Linked DNA regions of Homo sapiens: region 2 is linked to region 1. Evidence: chromatin loops called from intact Hi-C (ENCODE). Cell type or tissue: mammary epithelial cell. All regions are shown on one strand. Each heading gives the region's core, and the rest is flanking DNA. Links, peaks and the distances in the headings are about the cores only.

Evidence for each region. A loop is a pair of places that touch in the nucleus more often than their neighbours do. Peaks named below come from ENCODE experiments on the same cell type or tissue, not always from the same donor. Only the 100,000 strongest peaks of a DNase experiment are listed, where the experiment ranks them.
Region 2: it touches region 1 in a loop (2.0-fold over the local background); 2 of 110 quality-filtered maps call a loop at or near these places.

The regions. Positions count from the first base shown.
Region 1 is chr1:218,422,273-218,432,911 of GRCh38, forward strand. All of the region lies in intron 2 of TGFB2 (transforming growth factor beta 2), which reads left to right. Among named protein-coding and RNA genes, the nearest start is that of TGFB2-OT1, 15 kb to the right of the region's middle. In mammary epithelial cell, for the core only: no CTCF peak of the experiment used is centred there; DNase peaks (open chromatin) are centred at 3,629 and 4,169; H3K27ac peaks cover 1,527 bases.
Region 2 is chr1:218,515,698-218,526,336 of GRCh38, forward strand. It overlaps LINC02869 (long intergenic non-protein coding RNA 2869), which reads left to right. Exons shown (of 3, transcript NR_146760.1): 2 at 7,656-7,753; 3 at 9,710-10,281. Among named protein-coding and RNA genes, the nearest start is that of LINC02869, 11 kb to the left of the region's middle. In mammary epithelial cell, for the core only: a CTCF peak has its summit at 6,077 (motif pointing left); no DNase peak of the experiment used is centred there.

The DNA.
Region 1 (10,639 bases), core at 892-8,891:
AGTGGTACAATCTTGGCTCGCTGCAGCCTCAACCTCCCAGGCTCAACAGATCCTCCTGCCCCAGCCTTTTGAGTAACTGGGACTACAGATGTGCACCACCATGTCCAGCTAATTTTTAAAAATGTTTTCATAGAGGTGAGGTCTCATTATGTTGCTCAGACTGGTCTCAAACTTCTGGGCTCAAACGATCCTTCCATCTCAGCGTCCCATAGTGCTGAGATTACAGGCGTGAGGCACCACGCCTGGCCTTGTTCTCCCTTCTAATGAACCAGCACATCCCTATTACCTGGACTGTGTTCTCTTAGTGCTGGTTTTTTGGATGTTCATAGTCATCCTTTTACACTCTCCTCTCTACAGGAAATCTTCCCTGACCTCATCTACCTGGCAAGGATAGATGCCCTGCCTGTAACATTTCCTGGTAACCTATGAACACATCGTTTTAAGTTTTTGTTGAGATGTCTATATTCCCTTACTACCCAATGCACTCCTTTAAGAACAGGCACCATCTTATTATCCTGGGGTATACGTATAATGCAATGCTTTGCTTACAGCCAGTGCTTAATATTTGTTGAACTAAACTGGAGGAAGTGAGGTATAAAATAAAATCAAACAAATGAATAAATGAGGACTCAAGTGCATACAAGATGCTCGGCAATGAATGAATGACTGAACAAACAAATTAACTGATCATATTAAATATTTGAATATTATTAGTTATTATTATTACTTTGAATGAGGGTAAAAGGCTCCTCCAAAGCCAATGAAAGCCTTCCAGAGTATGGATGTGGGAGTGATGTGTTGGAGAATCATTTGTTCCTGCTGTAGGTAAGCCAAGAAATGCTCACAAGAGTGTGTTCTCTGTGCCTGTCTGCCTGAGAGAAAATCTTGGTCTTTAATAACACGGTTTTGACCTAGAGAGTCAGATTTCTCCAAAATTAATCAATGAATATGTATTCTACCAGTGTCAGCAAACCAAAATATAAGGGTTTGTGGGGATTTAAATAAGTTTATGTTTCCCTCTCTCTTGTATGGGCTTAATATTCTATTGGAGGAAATGGACATTTCCACACATCCAGGATTACCCTTGAAGCCACTATGCGCAAGGGACCACATGCTCAGCAAATCCCGTAGCATTGCATGGGGAACTAGGGAAAGGGACCTGACTTTAGTTTAGAGTGAAAGTAAGCATGTCATTGAAAAACTGGGCTTCAAGTTTGGATTAGAAGAGTGGAAAGGCTTGTTTTGTTTTGTTTTTTAGGAGAAAACTGGAGGAGGGAAAGGCATTCTGATAGGGTTGCTAGTTAGAAGCCAAAGTTTGGAAGTTTGGAGTATATAATCCATGTTTTAGAGATATTGTTTAGATTAGGCTTCTAGGGATGAAAGGCGCGTGTGAGATGATAGGTTGGTGGCCAGTTGTGTTATCAATACTGAACTAAGGAATCTGGAGTTTATTCACTAGGCATTAGAAGCCTCTGAAAGTTTTTGACAAGGTAGGGAACATAATCATAACAATAACTCACACGTATTGAATACCAGGCAATGTGACTGATGCTCTCCCTACTCCGTGACACTTAATTTTCTCGACAAACATACAAGGTGCGTTTTACTATTCCTTTTCATTGATGAGAGAATTATAGATCCAGTAAGCCATAGTTTAGGCTTGTCTGACTCCAAAGCCTCTGCACCTTTTCGCTACGCTAATGATTTTCAAAGGCACTTGGCACAGCCCTATGGCTTCTTCAAAGAACTCTAAGGGACCACTGAGTAAATGGAATGGATTGATTGTCAGGTGGCCCAGATGGCCAGGACCCTTAGTCAATGAGTGAAATTCCACTTTTTTCTGCTGTATACCCTGCATATCACAGAGTGTTGATTTCAGAAATGGCCACCAGGAAGGAGGTAACTAAGAAGCCAGCAACAGGTTCTGGTTTTGGCCTTATGATTTTAACATTGTTATCACCAACATGATGAAGACATTGGCTGCACTGTTGCTAGTGCTCTGTGGCTCCGAAGAGTAGCTTATACATTGAATAGCAAACTGAAAATTCAGAGAGATTCCAAAAGGCTAAAACTTGGGTCAGATAATAGAGTTCAACATTAACAGATATATATGTGTAATTTGCATTTATGTTTGAAAAATGAATTATATAAATACAGGCTACAGCAGTGGTTCTCAGAGTAATCCCTGGTTAGCAGCTTCTACATCACCTGGGAACTTGTTAGAAATGCAGATTCTTGGGCCTCCACCTCATCCTATTAAATCAGAGGCTCTGGGGATGGGGCTTAGCAATCTGTGTTAATGAGCACTCCAGATGTTTCTGAAGCAGGCTAACATTGGAGACCACTGGGCTAGAAAGACCAACCCTCCTCCCTTCTTGCTTTGCATTATTTCTTTCTCTTTATTCCACCTCATTCCAGAAAGGATTTGGAGTGGAAAAATCTGACTTAACAACAGTTTGTGAATAAGAACAAAGGTTTTATTTTACAAAAAAATTTCTGTGACTCAATGATGTGTTGTGGCTGCTGCCAAAAGTAAATAGTTTGCATTAAAAGTAGTGACCAGAACAAGGGAAGCAATAGCTACTCCCCTCTTCACATTTGACAGGTTCTGTATATCTCCATATTCTGTTAGACCATATCTGGAGTTTGTTGAGGAACTAATTTTAAGAAGACATTGGAAAGGGTTTTAACAAGGATGGTGACACACCTTGAACTTTTGCCTTAAAGGGATCAGTTGAGGGAAGCCACCTCTTGTGACTAGAGCCTGACATGGAAAAGAAAGAATTTTACATCTTGCTCCAGAGGGCGAAAAACAATATTGGAAAGCCTTCTCCACTGGTATTAAGAGGGAAAGACATTAGTCCAGGCTCTTCCTGAAGGGCTTTGTTAACACACCTAAGTGCTTCAGGCTTCCGTTTTTTGTTTGTTTGTTTGTTTGTTTTTGTTTTTTATTTAGTTGGAGTCTTGCTCCATCACGGAGGCTGGAGTGCAGTGGTGTGTTCTCGGCTCACCACAAGCTCCGTCTCCTGGGTTCACGCCATTCTCCTGCCTCAGCCTCCCGAGTAGCTGGGATTACAGGTGCCAGCCACCACGCCCGGCTAATTTTTTGTATTTTTAGTAGAGACGGGATTTCACCGTGTTAGCCAGGATGGTCTTGATCTCCTGACCTCATAATCTGCCCACCTCAGCCTCCCAAAGTGCTAGGATTACAGATGTGAGCCACCGTGCCCGACCTGGTCTTCTGTTTCTTTTAGAATGCAGATAATAAGGGCCATGATGTTCATCCCACAAGATTTCTGTGAAGGGCTAAAAACATGGCAAAAAGTTCAAATATTTGAAAAACTACAATGGTTGTACAAATATGAGGCAATGGCGCTATTATTAAGGAAGACTAGTTGATGGAAATTTTAAGTCCAAGATAATGGAGAATCTCAACAATATGGATTGTCCAAAAGGGGGACGACCTTTCTCATTAAATAGTGAGTTCACGGTCATGAGAGGCCTTTAGACAAAGAGATGTTAGAGAATGAACTGTATGGGATTGAAGCAGATGGTTTCAAAGTGCCTTGCCAATGCCAGTATTTCATAATGCTGAAGTGAATGACTTGAGGTCAGGCAGATCTGAGAGACTCGTGCTCACAGCCAGCAGAGTGAATGTTTGATTCATCATTTGTTCATCACTACTTGCAAGTCACTGCAAACATTTAAAACATTTAAATACATTTAAACACTGAACACACTTAAAGATATTTAATGATTAAACATATTTAAAGCGTTAAAAACATTAAATGCATTTAAAAACAAGATGGGCCCACACTAATGAACCTGGTGTCAATTTTTCTCTACAGCACTATAGTTAAATTCCCTTTGCATTAGAAGTCTGATTGAATAGCCCCATGGTCTCCTGTGGATCTGTTGATGTATGAATTTGGAAAGTAACATTGAATTCCCAATGCTTTCTTATAACTCTTTGCAATGTCTCATAGACGTGTAAGAGATGTTGCCCTTAGTGTCTAACCCAAGTCCTGAGTTGTTTTACAGCATTTTTATTTTAAGGTTAAGATTTCTTCTGGCTATAATTTTGCATCTAGACTTCTACTTGTTTTTTCCCCCCTCAAACTATTGGGTAACATCAGTGACTTTCACCTTTATCCACTGCCCAGTTGGCTGCTTTCCAATGGCAGAGAAATGAATGGATGCTTTTGTGTAGGGAGTTGTGTAATTCAATGAAGAGCTTGGAGCCTTGCTGAAGGCGATATGTGGGTATTTCACACATATTATATCTAATGATTATATATCAGTAATGTAATGAAGGTGGCATTCAAACATCACTGTGGGTGGCAGCTAAGCCAAAGACAGCTAAATCTTATTTTTAATACATGAGAAGCCCCCTTTTCTAATTCAATCAGAAACAGTTGTTGGTCAGTTAAAGATTAAAAAATCAGTTAAAGCCAGGGATTAGAAAAACATAGGAGAGAGAAACAGAAAGAGAGAGATGCAAACCTTAAATTTTTAAAACTTAAAACAAATATATATGTATGTACATATGGATGTATACATACACATTCACATGCTGAGGCTGAGTTCTTTTTGTGAAAGGCCAAGGACTTTTCTTTGACATGGATGTGCCAATTACCAATCCATGTCATTTTGTTTTGTATAAATCACATTTATAGTGCATCATCTACAATTTCTATTTTTATTTTTCTGAAGTAGAGATGTTTAAGGACAATTGCTGAGCAACCTGAGTGTAGGATTCTTCTAACTTTTTATCGTATTATTTCTTCTGTAGCTGTCTCTCTCACACCTAAAATTAGAAAAAAAATTATTGTGATAAAATATACATAATATAAACATTACAGTTTAACCATCCTTTAAGTATACAAGTCAGCAGCATTAAGTACATTCACCACAATATTGTATAGCCATCACCACTATCCATTTCTAGAACTTTTTTTATCGCCAGCAGAAACTCTGTACCCATTAAACAATACCTTCTAATTACCTTCTACACCCCTACTAACCTCTAACCTCTATTCTGCTTCTTTTTTTTCTTCTTATTTATTTATTTTATTATTATACTTTAAGTTCTAGGGTACATGTGCACAATGTGCAGGTTTGTTACATATGTATACATGTGCCATGTTGGTGTGCTGCACCCATTAACTTGTCATTTACATTAGGTATATCTCCTAATGCTATCCCTCCCCTCTCCCCCCACCTCAGGACAAGCCCCAGTGTGTGATGTTCCCCTTCCTGTGTCCAAGTGTTCTCATTGTTCAATTCCCACCTATGAGTGAGAACATGCGGTGTTTGGTTTTCTGTCCTTGCGATAGTTTGCTGAGAATGATGGTTTCTAGCTTCATCCATGTCCCTACAGAAGACATGAACTCATCCTTTTTTTGACTGTGTAGTATTCCATGGTGTATATGTGCCACATTTTCTTAATCCAGTCTATCATTGATGGGCATTTGGGTTGGTTCCAAGTCTTTGCTATTGTGAATAGTGCCGCAATAAACATTCGTGTGCATGTGTCTTTATAGCAGCATGATTTATAATCCTTTGGGTATATACCCAGTAATGGGATGGCTGGGTCAAATGGTATTTCTACTTCTAGACCCTTGAGGAATTGCCACACTGTCTTCCACAATGGTTGAACTAGTTTACAGTCCCACCAACAGTGTAAAAGTGTTCCTATTTCTCCACATCCTCTCCAGCACCTGTTGTTTCCTGACTTTTTAATGACTGCCATTCTAACTGGTGTGAGATGGTATCTCATTGTGGTTTTGATTTGCATTTCTCTGATGGCCAGTGATGATGAGCATTTTTTCATGTATCTGTTGGCTGCATAAATGTCTTCTTTTGAGAAGTGTCTGTTCATATCCTTTGCCTACTTTTTGATGGGGTTGTTTGATTTTTTCTTGTAAATTTGTTTAAGTTCTTTGTAGATTCTGGATATTAGCCCTTTGTCAGATGGGTAGATTGCAAAAATTTTCTCCCATTCTGTAGGTTGCCTGTTCACTTTGATGGTAGTTTCTTTTTGCTGTGCAGAAGCTCTTTAGTTTAATTAGATCCCATTTGCCAATTTTGGCTTTTGTTGCCATTGCTTTTGGTGTTTTAGACATGAAGTCCTTGCCCATGCCCATGTCCTGAATGGTATTGCCTGGGTTTTCTTCTAGGGCTTTTATGGTTTTAGGTCTAACATTTAAGTCTTTAATCCATCTTGAATTAATTTTTGTATAAGGTGTAAGGAAGGGATCCAATTTCAGCTTTCTACATATGGCTAGCCAGTTTTCCCAGCACCATTTATTAAATAGGGAATCCTTTCTCCATTTCTTGTTTTTGTCAGGTTTGTCAAAGATCAGATGGTCGTAGATGTGTGGTGTTATTTCTGAGGGCTCTGTTCTGTTCCATTGATCTATATCTCTGTTTTGGTACCAGCACCATGCTTTTTTGGTTACTGTAGCCTTGTAGTATAGTTTGAAGTCAGGTAGCATGATGCTTCCAGCTTTGTTCTTTTGGCTTAGGTTTGTCTTGGCAATGTGGGCTCTTTTTTGGTTCCATATGAACTTTAAAGTAGTTTTTTCCAATTCTGTGAAGAAAGCCACTGGTAGCTTGATGGGGATGGCACTGAATCTATAAATTACCTTGGGCAGTATGGCCATTTTCACGATATTGATTCTCCCTATCCATGAGCATCTTTTTTTTTTTTTTTTTTTTTTTTCTGAGACAGAGTCTTGCTCTGTCAGCCAGGCTGGAGTGCAGTGGCACGATCTCAGCTCACTGCAACCTCCGCCTCCTGGGCTCAAGCAATTTTCCTGCCTCAGTCTCCCGAGTAGCTGGGATTACAGGTGTGTGCCACAACACCCAGCTAATTTTTGTATTTTTAATAGAGACGGGGTTTCACCATGTTGGCCAGGCTGGTCTCAAACTCCTGACCTCAGGTAATCCACCTGCCTTGGCCTCCCAAAGAGCTGGGATTACAGGCGTGAGCCACTGTGCCTGGCCTATTCTGCTTTTTATCTCTATGAATTTGCCTATTTAAAGTACCTTTTGTAAGTGGAATCACAATATTTGTCCTTCTGTGTCAGCTTATTTCACTTAGCATAATCCTCAGAGTTCATCCATGTCATGTAGCATGTGTCTGAATTTTATTCTTTCTTATGGCTGAATAATATCTTAGTGGATGAGTGTACTACATTTTGTTTATGCATTCATCTCTTGATGAGTACTTGAATTTTTTCCCACCTTTTGACTATTGTGAGTAATGCTGCTATGAACATTGATGTATAAGTATTGCTTGAGTGCCAGCTTTCAGTTCTTTTGGCTATATATCTTAAGAATGGAATTTCTGGATCATGGGGTAATTCAATGTTTGCCTTTTTGAGGAACTAGCAAACTGTTTTCCAAAAAACTTTCTTTCCTATAGGAACTTGTCTTTATGAAGACTTTCCAAGACAGTCAACTGGCTTTCGGAGAAGAAACAGCTCTCTTTACTTTTGGTCCTGCATTTCATCAGTTTCTAGACCATTTAATTAACTTGCATAATTACAATAACAAGTCCAAGTGTCATAAGCAGGTTTAGAAATGTATATCATTTCATGCTTTCTAGGGAAAAAAAGAAATGTATAAAATTGATATTTGTTAAGCATACAACTCAACTGGTAAGAGTGGAAGTGCTTGGAGAGTAACTTTCCCCAATGATCCCCAGTGTGCTTTGGGCATCAGCCAATATATATTATAAAACACAGAATTAATGGAGAATGCTGGTTACTCTGGCCAGTTAAGGGGAGGCCAGTTAAGAGAGCTTCTACTATTCAACTAAATTATCTTTGTCATGATAAGATACATAAAGAGGCCGGGCGTGGTAGCTCAAGCCTGTAATCCTAGCACTTTGGGAGGCTGAGGTGGGTGGCTCGAGACCAGCCTGGGCAACATGGCAAAACCCCGTCTCTACTAAAAATATAAAAAATTAGCCGGGCATGGGTGGCGCACACCTGTAGTCCCAGCTACTCCGGAGTCTGAGGCGAGAGAATCACTTGAACCCTGGAGGCGGAGGTTGCAGTGAGCCAAGATCACACCACTGTACTCCAACCTGGGTGATAGAGTGAGACCCTGTCTCAAAAAAAAAAAAAGTATAAAGAAATTTAGAAGCAAATGACTCATGAATCTAGAAAAACAATTAACAGCTACATATCCACAACTACTAACATTCAATACTCTTGTTGTTTGGAGACCTGAGAAAGACAGACAGCAAAGGCTAAAATAGAATGGGAAGTTGACTGATCTGGTCACTTCCTGTATAAACTTTTGAATGTAAGCAGCAGGTTGATTTTCCATGCCTTCTTCTCTTACAGTTCAATTTAGTGTGGGTGATAAATGGGAGATAAACAGAGGATAGTGAGGTTGTGCCTATTCTTAGGAAGAAGATACCTTTCAAGTTAAGATTCAAGACTTTACGATGTGATTAGAAGGTTTTCTAGATAGTTCTGAAGCAAAATCATGAAGCTGTAGGAGGAATACTTTTATATAGCATCATTCATCCTTGTTAGCAACCCAAATGATTAAAGGTTTGGGAAATTACACCTTTAAATATGGTCTAAAGGAACTGGGTTTATTTAGTTTAGAGAAAGCAAGCAAGCACGCTGAGGGGGACTTAATCATAGTCTCCAAGAATATGAGGGATATTCTCTGAGTGATGGAAAGCAGCTGTTTCCTGTTTCCACTAAGGACTGGATAAGAAGAATGGAGTTAACATGCAACAAGTGGGTTAAGAACTCTTTGGCCATGAAGTTCAAGACAACAAATCCACCAGACAAAAGTCGCTACTGTGTTTGAGAATTATGTAGCTAACTAACTGTATTTCTTGGGTGGTTTATATGTGGCCTGTTCATGAGTCTGGAGCTAGTGAAAAAGATCCAGAGGACCTTTCACCCAAGTGAGAGGATGAGATTGTCTGTTTTCTGAGCCTACCAGTGCTCTGTGGTTGAGGAAGCTCTTATCGTAGTTCTCCTAGTAGGATTTAAAAGAGAAAAAGCTTCAGAGTCTCTTTGCTGCTCTTTGGACTCTTTCCAAGTAAGATAATCTAAATGTACTCCTTTTCTATAAGGTGGAAGATTTATATAGATTTGGCATTATGTGTCTTTTCTGCTTATTTGGTCGATATGGCCATAATTTTTAAAAATTCTGTGTCTTTAGTGAAACTGGACATATATATACACACATATATACATGTATATGTATGTATATGTCATAGACATTTGACATGTATATCATAAGTAATTAATTCAGCAATGGAGACAATGTTTAGTTCTAGGTAGTATGTCTAAATGTTAGCTATGTGAATAAGATAATACACTGTGCTAATTAGCAGCACAGAAATATGCAAAGCATTTTGTAAAAATGCACTGTTGCAGATTAGCTAGGGGAAGAATTTAGAGACAAAACGATGAGTTCTGTGAATGTTACCAGTTTTTAGTCAATGAGGCAGATCAGAATGCCTGAAAACTGCTTCTCAACCATTGTTTTTCTTATTCCTGTTCCATAGTAGGTTAATTATACCATTTATTCAGAATTAGATAAGTGATGTCTTACTTTCCCAACTGGGAGTATTTTCAAGGCAAGGTTTGATTCCTAGGAGATGGACTGCTATTAAGCTGTATCTTTAAAGCTGTAGCTTTATGCCAACATTCATTGTGTATACGTTCCACTATCTTATATTTTCATCTTGTACCAGCATTTATTTTAATCTTATTTAAAAATCTTTGCCTCTGTCATTGAATGTTTTCTTGACTCAATAACTTGTTTGGCCTTTAAAAATCCAGCACTGAAGTGGGAAAATGACTCGGGATTGAGTTGGATCATCTCTTCACACTTGTTCACTGGGAGGCATTGGGCAAGTTAGTTAACCTCCTTGAGTTTGCTTCCTTAATCTACCCTACAGGAACATTTTGAGGATTAAATAAAATAAAATAATGCATGCCAAGCCCAGAGCGTAGTGTACCCAGCCCTCAAGTCATGTTTATCTGCTTTCTTTAATTCGCAAAGAACATTTCTTACCTATCATAGAGCCATTGTTGCCTCCACATTCTCTTCTTTTAGTGGAGGTTTTGGACCACAGGGGCAGATCTGTAGAATAAGTCTTGTGTAAAATTCATGAGGGCACCCAAGGGTCTAATTGTATGAATCTCCTTCCTTTTCTATATTTACTTAATCCAGAAAAAAGTCTACCATTATGGCAAGTATTTTAGGAAGCGTCTGTTGCCAAATTACCTGAAACAAATCATGTACACACATGGAAGGAAAGTACATTTTCAGATGAGTGGAAAGATGATGCATTTTTGTTTTACAAGGTTTAAAGGATAGTTAATAAATCTTCTAGATACTGAAATAAACATTTAATAGATATTGATTCAATTGAGTGCTATGGTTTGAAACGATATCAAATTGAAGACATGATCCCTGACCTGGGAAGTTTTATGAATTTGCTGGAGAGACCAAGCCCATAGGTATGGAATGACCACAAAACAGAGTAGTACAAAAATCCGGAAGAGTAGTACAAAAATGACAGCTTGAACCCCTAAGTACTGAGGAAAGGCAGCATACAGGGTTTCAGTAGGGATTTACTATAGTAGACTTA
Region 2 (10,639 bases), core at 1,147-9,146, 94 kb after region 1:
TCTGCAGAGATAGCTGGATGAGTTATGCCTCTGAGAAGGCAGGGGTGGCTGCAAACTGTGGATTTTGTCAGACCCACTTAAAAGCAGATATAGGGAGGCTAGTGATTTGAACAATTGGTATATAAGTACTAGATGAGAGTCTCCATGATACAGAAACTATGGCTCATGTAAGTGTTTTTTTGCTTTTTACTGTTGACAGGGTAAGCCTTGGACAGGAATTGGGAGTCCTTCAAATTTGTCTTAATGGTCCTGACCTCTCCATTCTATGGCTCCTTTCTCCCAGTGTCTATCTCCCTATCAAATCTTACTCTCTGAAAGCTCTTTGCTCTCCTAATCTCAACCTGGTGAGATTGACTGTTACCATAAGCTCCTATTACGTGTGTCATATCCTTCAGGTGTACTCAGGTGGAAATAGACCAGGTGGAGAACCACTGTTTTTGCATTTTCAGTGTTAATCCTTATTGCTAACTGGGAATTGAAGGGCTCTCTCTTCTACTGAGGGAATCTCAGATACCAGCAAGCAGGTAAGAAAGACTAAAGTGCCTTAGATAGCTTCTACATGTAGATAAGATTGACCCTGTGTTCAAACTGAAGCTAACTATGTTATGTCCTTCTAATATGGACACGTAGCATCAGAAAAATCAAAATACATACATGGTACACACAACTGCCATTTGAAGCCAGTTTTTCTCATTGTAGGAAACTACTACAGGGGCAATCTCCAACCAGATTCTTTTACTAAAACATAGCGTTTTGTTAGAATAAAAATGCTCTTAGAGCCTCTGTTAAAGGAAATAACTCTTTTGTTTTCATGATTTGAACCTCAGAAACTGAAAACACCTCGGGAAAGAAAAAGGACCCCTTCAGCTCTGCTGGGATTCTGCAGTGTGGCTCCAGCATGTCTAGGGGTTTCAAACCTGATGCTAAGACCATCAGTCCTGCGATAAGGAGGAAGCTTAAAATAGCAGGAACAAAGGACAGCTTATACAGTCCATAGAATATGAAGTGATGACAAGCACAGCAAAAAGAATTTGAGAGTGAAAAGGAAATTGCACAAGAGGGCAGGATAAAGAGATCCTAAATACCCCTAGTTTCAGTTTCTAGGAGGGGAAAAAATTCAAAGAATATTCCTACCTTTCAAAGGTATTTGTTCAAATGCAATGGCCTCCACTTAGTCTACCAGAGTTCTTTATCTCAGTTATCTAACTCTTTGGATTTGCTCACGTGAGCTGAAAATCTCAGAGGCTTTTTTCCTGAGGTTCTCGAAAGACCCTGTTGCAGGCTTGAGGGGAAGATCATAGCTTTTTGTTTCGTTACCACTAGAATGGGTGACCAGGTGCTATGCCATTTCTTTTAGCTTTACAATAAAAAGGAGCTTCTTACCCACTCTTTTCTCAGCAGTACTATGGCAAGAGATCCCCAGAAGGAAAGACAGAGGGAGCTGAACAGTATTTAGTAAATCTGAACCACCTGGGATGTTTCTTTTCGATAATACACCCTCTCTTCAGAAAAAAAAAAATGTTCCACATTATATGCCGATAACATCCTCTATTCTCTGCTTAGTTTGATCATTATGGGTACTTTGGGAAAGCATCTTATACTTTGTAAGTGACAGAGCTACCAAGACCTATTTGTATCGGGTACCAAGCTAGATAGAAACTGTATATAATTCACTCACTACATTCTTGTAGAAACAGAATGTGGTAGCTATTTTTGGTCCTGTTTTGAAGTGACAGAATTGAGGCATAAAGAAGTTAATTTGTTTAGCCCATGCTCACAAATCTTGTAAGCAGCAGGATTCAGACTATGGTACGTAAGATTATAAACGCCTGCATTTCTCTGGTGGCCGTGAGATGTAGGCAACATAATCAGCCAAGGAACAGAAAATTAGACACGTGTTGAAATTTGGTAATGAATCATTCTCCTGTCTCCCTCTAAATTCTAAACCAGATAGATAGTGGGATAAGATAAATGAATATCAGTCTTTTTTTTGTACTGGAAATAGCAGATTCGGAAACATGGCTTGGAGGAGAGGCTATAATTAGGTTACCTAATTGCTTCCCCATGAGTTGAACCAATGTACTCACCAAGCTGCAGACAGCCCAGTAAGAATACTGCAGGCTTTCCCCCTGCCCTAGCTTTCTTGCCCAGGGAAGGAGTGAAATTGGGACATGTTGGAATCTGTTGGAAGGGGCTGGTTACACTGCCCTTTCCTCCATTCTTGCCAGTGTTCAGTTCCTTCTTCCATTCTTGCCAATCTGATAATTTACTCTTCTGCTCTTAGGAAGTAAAGAACAGATAGAAAGGACAAAAACGCCTTTCCCATTTTTTTCCTCTTTGGAATGAAATGTATTTTTTTTCCCTTCCAAGGAAATATGAAGAGGTAGTGTTTAAATGTCTCCCTAAAAGTAATGAAACTATCTTTTTAGAAGTTTCTGTTTTGAATTCGCAGGAAAGATTTGAAATTGTTTCTAGTTGAGCTGAGTTGATTTTAATGCCTATAAACTTTGTGATCAGAGACAATACTTTAGCTTCCAAATTGCAAAATTAATGTTGGCTCATCTGCTTAAAGTCAGATAACTCTACCCTTTGGGTAAGCAAGTGAAACACCCAGTCATTTTGGTGGAGAAAAGCAGTGGAGCCAATTGTTTAACCGGATTGGCCAAAAAAGAAATGAGAGGGATAGATTTCAGATGCAAGCCATATGCTTCTGTTCCAAGGGGAGAAAAGAAAGCAGTCAGAACATTTGGTGGAGAAGGAGGGCCTGAATGCAAATTTACATGAACAAAGGAACAGCCAAGGAGAAAGACATAGAAAGATGATATAACAGCTGCAGACAAATACGCAAGTTAAAGATGACTTTGATACTGGTGAAGAATGCTGACTAATTTTGTCAAGTTTTTGATGCTGAGACAACATCAGAAGCAACTTTCACCTTGTTCAGGGATGACCTTGTGTGTTCAAATTGCAAAGAACTTTGTGTGAGTCAGCAGCACCATCTTTGCATTTAACACAAAGTTGCTTAATTGAGGGACAAGATGATGGTCAAGCTCCAGTTTGATGCTTTTTGAGGGACATTGTGGCCAACATTTAGATTACATACTGTGTTTTTCCTCTTGGAGCTATGATTTCCACTAGAAGAAGGTCAAGAGTGTGACTTTGGCATATTGTGAATAGTTTGGTGATATATCCCAGATTTGTCTAGTGAATTTTAACATTTTGTTGATTAACATTTACTGAGAGTTCTTCACCTGATCTAGTTATTCTGAACATTCTTTGACATGGTTATACTCTCTTTCATCTTGAAAACACATGTGTCAGTCAACCACATAACAACTGGCCCTTTACTGGAAGCAGATCAGAATTTTCATCCCAGGTCTGACACTCACCTTTCTGTGAGCCTGAGGAAGTAACTTTATTCATTCTTTCAACAAATATTTTTTAGGTACCTACATCTTTTCAGCACTGGAGATGATTTCTGCCTTCATGGACTCTAAGCTGAGTGAGGAAGACAGACCATTAAGCAGGTCATTAAAACCAAGTGCCATAAGAGCTATTTTAGGGGACCTACAGGAAGGAGCCTATGGCAGTGCAGAGGAGACACGTCTGTCTTAAAGGGTCAGAGAGAGCTTTCTCATGGTTTAAGCTGAGTCTGAAGAGGTTAAATAAATATCCGAGGAGCAAGTGCTTTGAAAGAAAGGAACTGCGTTTTAGACAGGGAGAAAAGAGAGCTGCAAGCAGGGAACTTGAATTCAGAGAATTTCAGTTTGCTGAGAACACGAAGTGTGAGGAAGGCCAGAGGGAGCCTGGAGAGGTTGGGGGAGAGAGATAAGAGGAATGTGGTGGGAAGTAAGCTGGAAGAAGTAGGTAAGATCTTTGGTTCCTTTAAACACAAAATAGTAATAATAATGTCCACTACACACACAAATTCTGAGAATCAAAGGAGAAAATGTTCACAGAACAGTTTTGTAATCTACAAAGCACTAGACAAAGGCAAGAAGACATTCTGACTGGGGTGTTGGCTGTAAACTGTGGTTCACTTTTCCAGGAGCAGGAACAGTTCTGCCCAGAGTTATGCTCTGAAGATCTTTTTGACCAACGTTGCAATGTGACAGGAGTTTTTTGTGAAAACATAAATTGCAATAATATGGTGTATTTGTGTATTTGTTTTCTATTTCCTTATACATTTTTTATAGATGTCTTTATTAGTTACTATTGGCAATGCCTGGTATATATGGCCAACCAACATGAGAAACATTTCCCAGAACCCTGAAATCATATCATAGAGGCAATGATCACACACAGAGGTGGTTTTAAGTACTCCCTGGACAATTGCTGTTTGCTCTGTCACCATCAATTCTAGGGTCTCTCGGTTGATAGCTGAATCAAGCTTAAGTTTTTTTTTCTATGTCCCAATTCATCCCTTCTTTCTGGTTTTGTTCTCAAGAATAAATTTTAGCAATGCATTGTGAGTAATTTTCTTCAGAAGAGCCAGCCAGTATTTCTCCTCTGTTGGTTAAACCCAAAACCTGGGTTTTTGCACCCAGCTTGTGGCTCAGGTCACTGTGTAAGCCTAGGACTCGTTATTTTTATATTTTCTTCCTCTGATAAGAGAGACTCGGGACACATAAGTGTTAAGCCTATCTAAATGTTTCACCCTGATTTCAAATGGATTTGTCATTTTCTAAGGAAAGGTATGTGTAGCTGGCGGATAGCTATAGTATGTGTACACACTTATAGTATGTGTGAACACTTATAACACTATAGTTTCGCGTAATTTCAGTACCTGGTTTCCAAGCTGCCAAGTTTCTTGAACAGAGAACGTGAGTGAAATTTGAAGCCAGAGGGAAGATGCGAAGAGATTATTAGCTTTTCAACTCTGTTATTTACAATTCCTGTATTTCTCTTAAGGATCCAGAAAAGGAAGTGTCTGAAAAAAAGAACATTTTGCTTAGAACTGATACTTTGGCATTTGGTAATACTTACTTCTCTTGTTTTTTATTTTTTTAGATGGAGTCTTGCTCTGTTGCCCAGGATGGAGTGCAGTGGCATGATCTTGGCTCACTGCAACCTCTGCCTCCCCAGTTCAAGTGATTCTCCTGAGTCAGCCTCTGGAGTAGCTGGGACTTCAGACATGGGCCACCATGCCCGGCTAATTTTTGTATTTTTAGTAGAGACGGATTTCTCCACATTGGTCAGACTAGTCTCAAACTCGTGATTTCAGGTGATCCACCCGTCTTGGCCTCCCAAAGTGCTGGGATTACAGGAGTGAGCCACTGCACCTGGCCAGTAAGACTTATCTTAACACACTTTTTGTTGCTGTTATTTTTGGCACAGACCTTTTTTTTTTTTTAATCATTTTTGGAATCACAATTGTCTTTTTAACTTTGAAGTGTTTTCCCTTATATCTGGAAGACGGGGCGGGTGGTTCAGTGAGGTATCTGAGTTGGTGGAGATGTCTATGTTGGAAGGCAAGTTGGGAAGAGCAACGCAGAACATGGAGAAGGCTACTTTGGGAAGTTGTGGGGGTGCAAATGATATATTTTCTGCTGTTGAGAAGTCCGGTTAGCTTTGGCTTTTGAGAGCGTCACTCTGGGAATGTGCATATGTCTGTGTGTGGGGGCAAGAAGGAGGCCACACCAGTGGGATTATAAAGAGGCTTTGAATTGTACCCCCACCACTCCACCAGAATTGTTAGAAACTTAGTTCCCAGATATCCACTCAACCCTCTTTGGCAGGATCCCTGGGAGGCTCAGTTGTCCTTCTTGGAAGCCAGTAAAATTCTTTGTTGGTGGTTGTGGAGGCCAGCATCTGATCAGCTGCTCAGTAGCCATAGCTGCTGCTTCTGTTGCCCTGGCTGCTGGACTTGGAGGCTTCCTGGTTGCTAGTGACTTGGCTTGCGCGGCTGCGCCCTGTCCCTGCTGGGGCTGGTTTATGTGGCTCTGATGGTTATACATGCCGAAGTCACTCCTCTCCTATGTGTTCCTCAAGTGCTCTTCACAGTGGAGCCAGGAGAACCTTACTGTTCTTTCTTCAATTCCCAGTATGGCCTCACTCTGTTTCTTGCAGCGCCCCCTAGTGTTAGCACACTTTCATTCAGTTATCTTTTCCATCTGTCTCTTGGCTCAAGTTCCTACAGATCAGGGTAGGAATCACATAGGATTGTCCTATTTAGCAAATAAAGATAGAGAATGTCCAGTTAAATTTGAGTTTCAGATAAATAATGAAGAATTTTTTAACATAAGTATGTCTCAAATGTCACATGGGACATACTTATACTAAAACATTCTTCATTGGTTATCTAAAATTCAAATTGAATTGGGTGTCCTGTATTTTATCAATAAATACTAGATTCAAATTAGTGATCTTCCCATTTCCAAGCCCCTCGTTACACTTAGAATATTGCTAGTGTAACAGATCGCATATGGAAAAGAAAGAAATTGGCTCCTTTTTAAAGCAAATTTTAGTATACAAGTACTCTGAGCAATGCAGCTGTGGACCAGGGCTAAGTTAATATGCTTTTTAAGAAGCATGGTTTCCTTAAAGTTTAATATCCAAAAGCTAGCTCCATAGTATTATAGTTTGAATTTCCAAAAGCGTGGACATTGAATTTGGCTTGCGAATAAATCTTTAGGAATTGAATAACTTTTTATTTACATCAAATGAGTAGTAGAATCTAATGATTCAGACATCTGAATTGTGAAAAGTCAAAATATTTGTATATTGATTGGGTCATACAAGGTCATTTTATGGGAAATGTAATGTGAGCAATTATTTTCTTTTTTTTTTTTTTTTTTTTTTGAGACAGAGTCTCGCTCTGTCGCCCAGGCTGGAGTGCAGTGGCATTATCTCGGCTCACTGCAAGCTCTGTCTCCAGGGTTCATGCCATTCTCCTGCCTCAGCCTCCCGAGTAGTTGGGACTACAGGCGCCCGCCACCACGCCTAGCTAATTTTTGTATTTTTAGTAGAGACGGGATTTCATCGTGTTAGCCAGGATGGTCTCGATCTCCTGACCTTGTGATCCGCCTGCCTCAGCCTCCCAAAGTGCTGGGATAACAGGCGTGAGCCACCGCACCCGACCTATTTCCCTTTTTTTTTTTTTGGATGTAAAAATGTAATTCATTTTAGGGGGAAGGGACATTGTGTCTGCATGGTGGCAACAGTTTAGTGAACAGATCCACAAACGTCTGTCAATAAAAACAAACAACTTCCCAAAAGTCCATCAATGGGACAGCTCCACATATCCAGATAGATAGATACATCGAAAGATAAATAGATAGATAGATAGATAGATAGATAGATAGATAGATAGATAGATGATAGAATGAATAATATTCAGCCATCAAAAGAAAGGGGATTCTGATACATGCCATGGCATGGATAAACCTTGAGGACATTATACTAAGTGAAATAAGTCAATTACAAGAGGACAAATATCACATGATTCCATATATATATATGATAAGGTATATTCTAGATGCTTATAAAAGAAAGGTACCTAGAATAGTTAAATTCATAAAGACAGAAAGTAAAATGGTGGTTGCCAGGGGCTAGGGGGAGGGGAGAAATGGAGAGTTGTTTAATGGTGTGAGTTTTTTATTGTATTTATTTATTTATTATTTATTTTTTAAGACGGAGTCTCATTCTGTTGCCAGGCTGGAGTGCAATGGTGCAATCTTGGCTCACTGCAACCTCCGCCTCCTGGGTTCAAATGATTCTCCTGCCTCAGCCTCCCAAGTAGCTGGGACTACAGGTGCGTGCCACCACCCCCTGCTAAAAATAAAGACAAAAATAAACTGAGTCTGCAGAGGTTAAATAAATATTCGAGGAACAAGTGTTTTAGACAGGGAGACAAGAGAGCTGCGAGCAGGGAACTTTAATTCAGAGAATTTCGGTTTGCTGAGAACATGAAGTGTGAGGAAGGCCGGAGGGAGCTTCAATAACTACAAACATGTTGCTTTAATAATTTGATTACAGATTGAGAAAAAAGGTTTATTTTCTTACTTACCCATCATTTTGACAAATTAGAGTAATAAGGGAGATGTGTGGATAAGGATTTCTGACAGCACTGGCACTGGGGAAAACAAATGTCACTAGCTATCTCAGTAGGAGCTGCACAAAATGCAATTTCCTTTTTCGTTCCTTTTGTATTTCCTGATTTTACCTACACGTGTTGTTCTTGCTATATGAAGTCATAAGAATATTTAACTTCTAAATGGGGGACAGAAATAAATGAGAATAGTCAGACTCCAAATATAACCATTTAGAGCAATGATAAAATGATATTTCAAATTAATGAATAAATCATTTATTACATGCTACTTCCTTAAACAATGTCTTTAACATGATGTTAATGACTCTCTTTTAGTAAATTGTTCTCCAGGTAATTCCCACCTGATATTTTTCTCCAAGAGACAATTTTAGTCCCCAGGAAGAAGCCTACATTTTGACACTTTTGCAGCCAAAAGACTGGGCGGTTTTTTGGCTGACACCATAATTTTAAGAAGTGGTTTTTCTTTTGTAAAAGTAACCTGGAGTCTTCAAACAGCTGGCAACTTTTGGATTTTTGTGTAAAATATTTAGGGAAGAAATGTGAAATATTCAGTATAAAATATCTCAGTTCATAAGCTGAGGTGCTACTGATTTAAGTAAAGTGGAGAATAAAATAGAGTCAGTGATTTACTCAGTTTACTCATTCATCCCATTCATTGATTCACTGGGCAAATATGAATCAAGGATTTACTAGGTCAGGTAGTATTTTGAGTTTGATTTTGGTGGATGAGCAGTCAGGCCTTTTGAGTGGAGATACTGTGAAGCTTTTGTTTCCCTGGTAGTTTTCTTTTTTGTATGAATTATCTAGATAATTGTGTAAACCTTCATATTAACTTTGGCTGTATATTGAAGCAGATAGTCTGAGTCCTAACACTGAAATGATACTCCAGTACATTGAGAAGGAAGAAAGCAATGTTACCGATGCTTAAATGCCACGGCATCCTGCCCACAAGAGGCTCTTGGGCATAGCTTACATTTCTCTGTCTCATTGCACACTCATGGGGATATTCTCAAGCCCTCTCCATGTGTGCTCTGCCTGAGTGCCAAACTCGCTGCTGGTCACTGATGTGATCCCACAGCTAGCAGCCTGGCTATCCTCCCCTTCATTTGAACAGAGGAAGTTCTTCACCTTTTAGAACCCAATATTCACTCCCAGCTTTCCTACTTGAAAATTCGTTTGTTATCCTTCCCATATTTTCTCTAAACAAACTTTCTCAGAATGTTGTTAAAATTCTGAAAGGGATGACAAAAACTGTTGGTACAGGAAGGCGGCAGAGCAAGGATATGTCCAGTGGGAGAAAAGTTAAACCATTGCATGCCAATAAACAAAGGTGAGTGCTGGGAAGCCAACTGACCTGCTATGTGGCACGAATGAATGAAACAAACCACTGTATTCCAGAAACAGGAAATAATGTCCATTAAGAAATAACTGTTTCCCGTTTTGTTCCATCAGTCATAAAATGTCATCACGTGAGTTGTGATCAGTCTGTAACTCTATCCACATGATGCTTCAGCTTTTGTTCTCTCTTTTTCTTTTTGTCGGCCCGGTCTTTGCCTGGGAGGACTTTATGGTTCCACTGGGAGAGAAAGGGAGAAAAAGATCTTCTTGGTACTATTAAGCTTTTAAAGGACATTTGCTTTTTTTCTTTTCCTACAGACCGCAACCAATTGCTCTTCCTTCCCATTGAAAGAAACCCAGGCTGTACCTGCTCTTTCATCTCCTGTGTGGAAAACATCTATCGGCTGGAAGCCCTGAGTCTTCATTTTCAAGGATTTTAGTTGTAAGCTGTTTAAGGCATAAGCTAAAGTTTCAGGCAGAGGTAATTTTAGTAGTTAAGCCTGATTTTTACTTCCACCCTCTGTCCTCCAGGGCTATATGGGAAGCTTTCTGTGAGTGGATAAGCTCTTTAGCTAAGATGTAAACATGTTCCCTGCTATCTGATAAAGGTTCCTGGAGACTGACACTTTAAAAAAAAAAAAAAAAAGAAAGTGAGGAAAAAAAGAAAAGGAGAAACTGAATCCAAGGCTTACAAAGGGATTAGAAAACTGTACCCCAGATGGAAAATTTTATGGGCTCTGGAGAAAATGTGTAAGTGAAATATCGGTATCATAAAATAACAGGAAATAGTGTAATCTACCTGATGGAGAAAATTGTCACTTTAAAAAAACTATCCTAATTTCCTTCAAAATTGTTCTTGTTTTTGAGCCAATAAACTTCAGCTAAGCTCACCATGGGTCTTTCTTCTGCCAAACTCCTACTTACCAACAGAACCTTTGTGTGTTTACAATTGAAACTTTTCCATTCTATTTTTTTCTAATTAAAATAAAGCCACCCAGAGGCGGACAGAAATCATACAATAAGGAAAGAAAATTGCTAATGATCTGGGTAAATTATGATCCAGAAGTTTAGAGGAAAATTAGAGTGCATATTATAGCAAAGAACTCAAAACAAATTTGGGGTCAACCCAAAGAAATGTATAAGGGGGAAATCCTAAGTTTTCCTTTAATAAGTAATAATGATAATACAATTAGTTTTAACTATGTGCATGGTAGAAGATAAATCAGCAGATGAATGCCTGAGGCACTT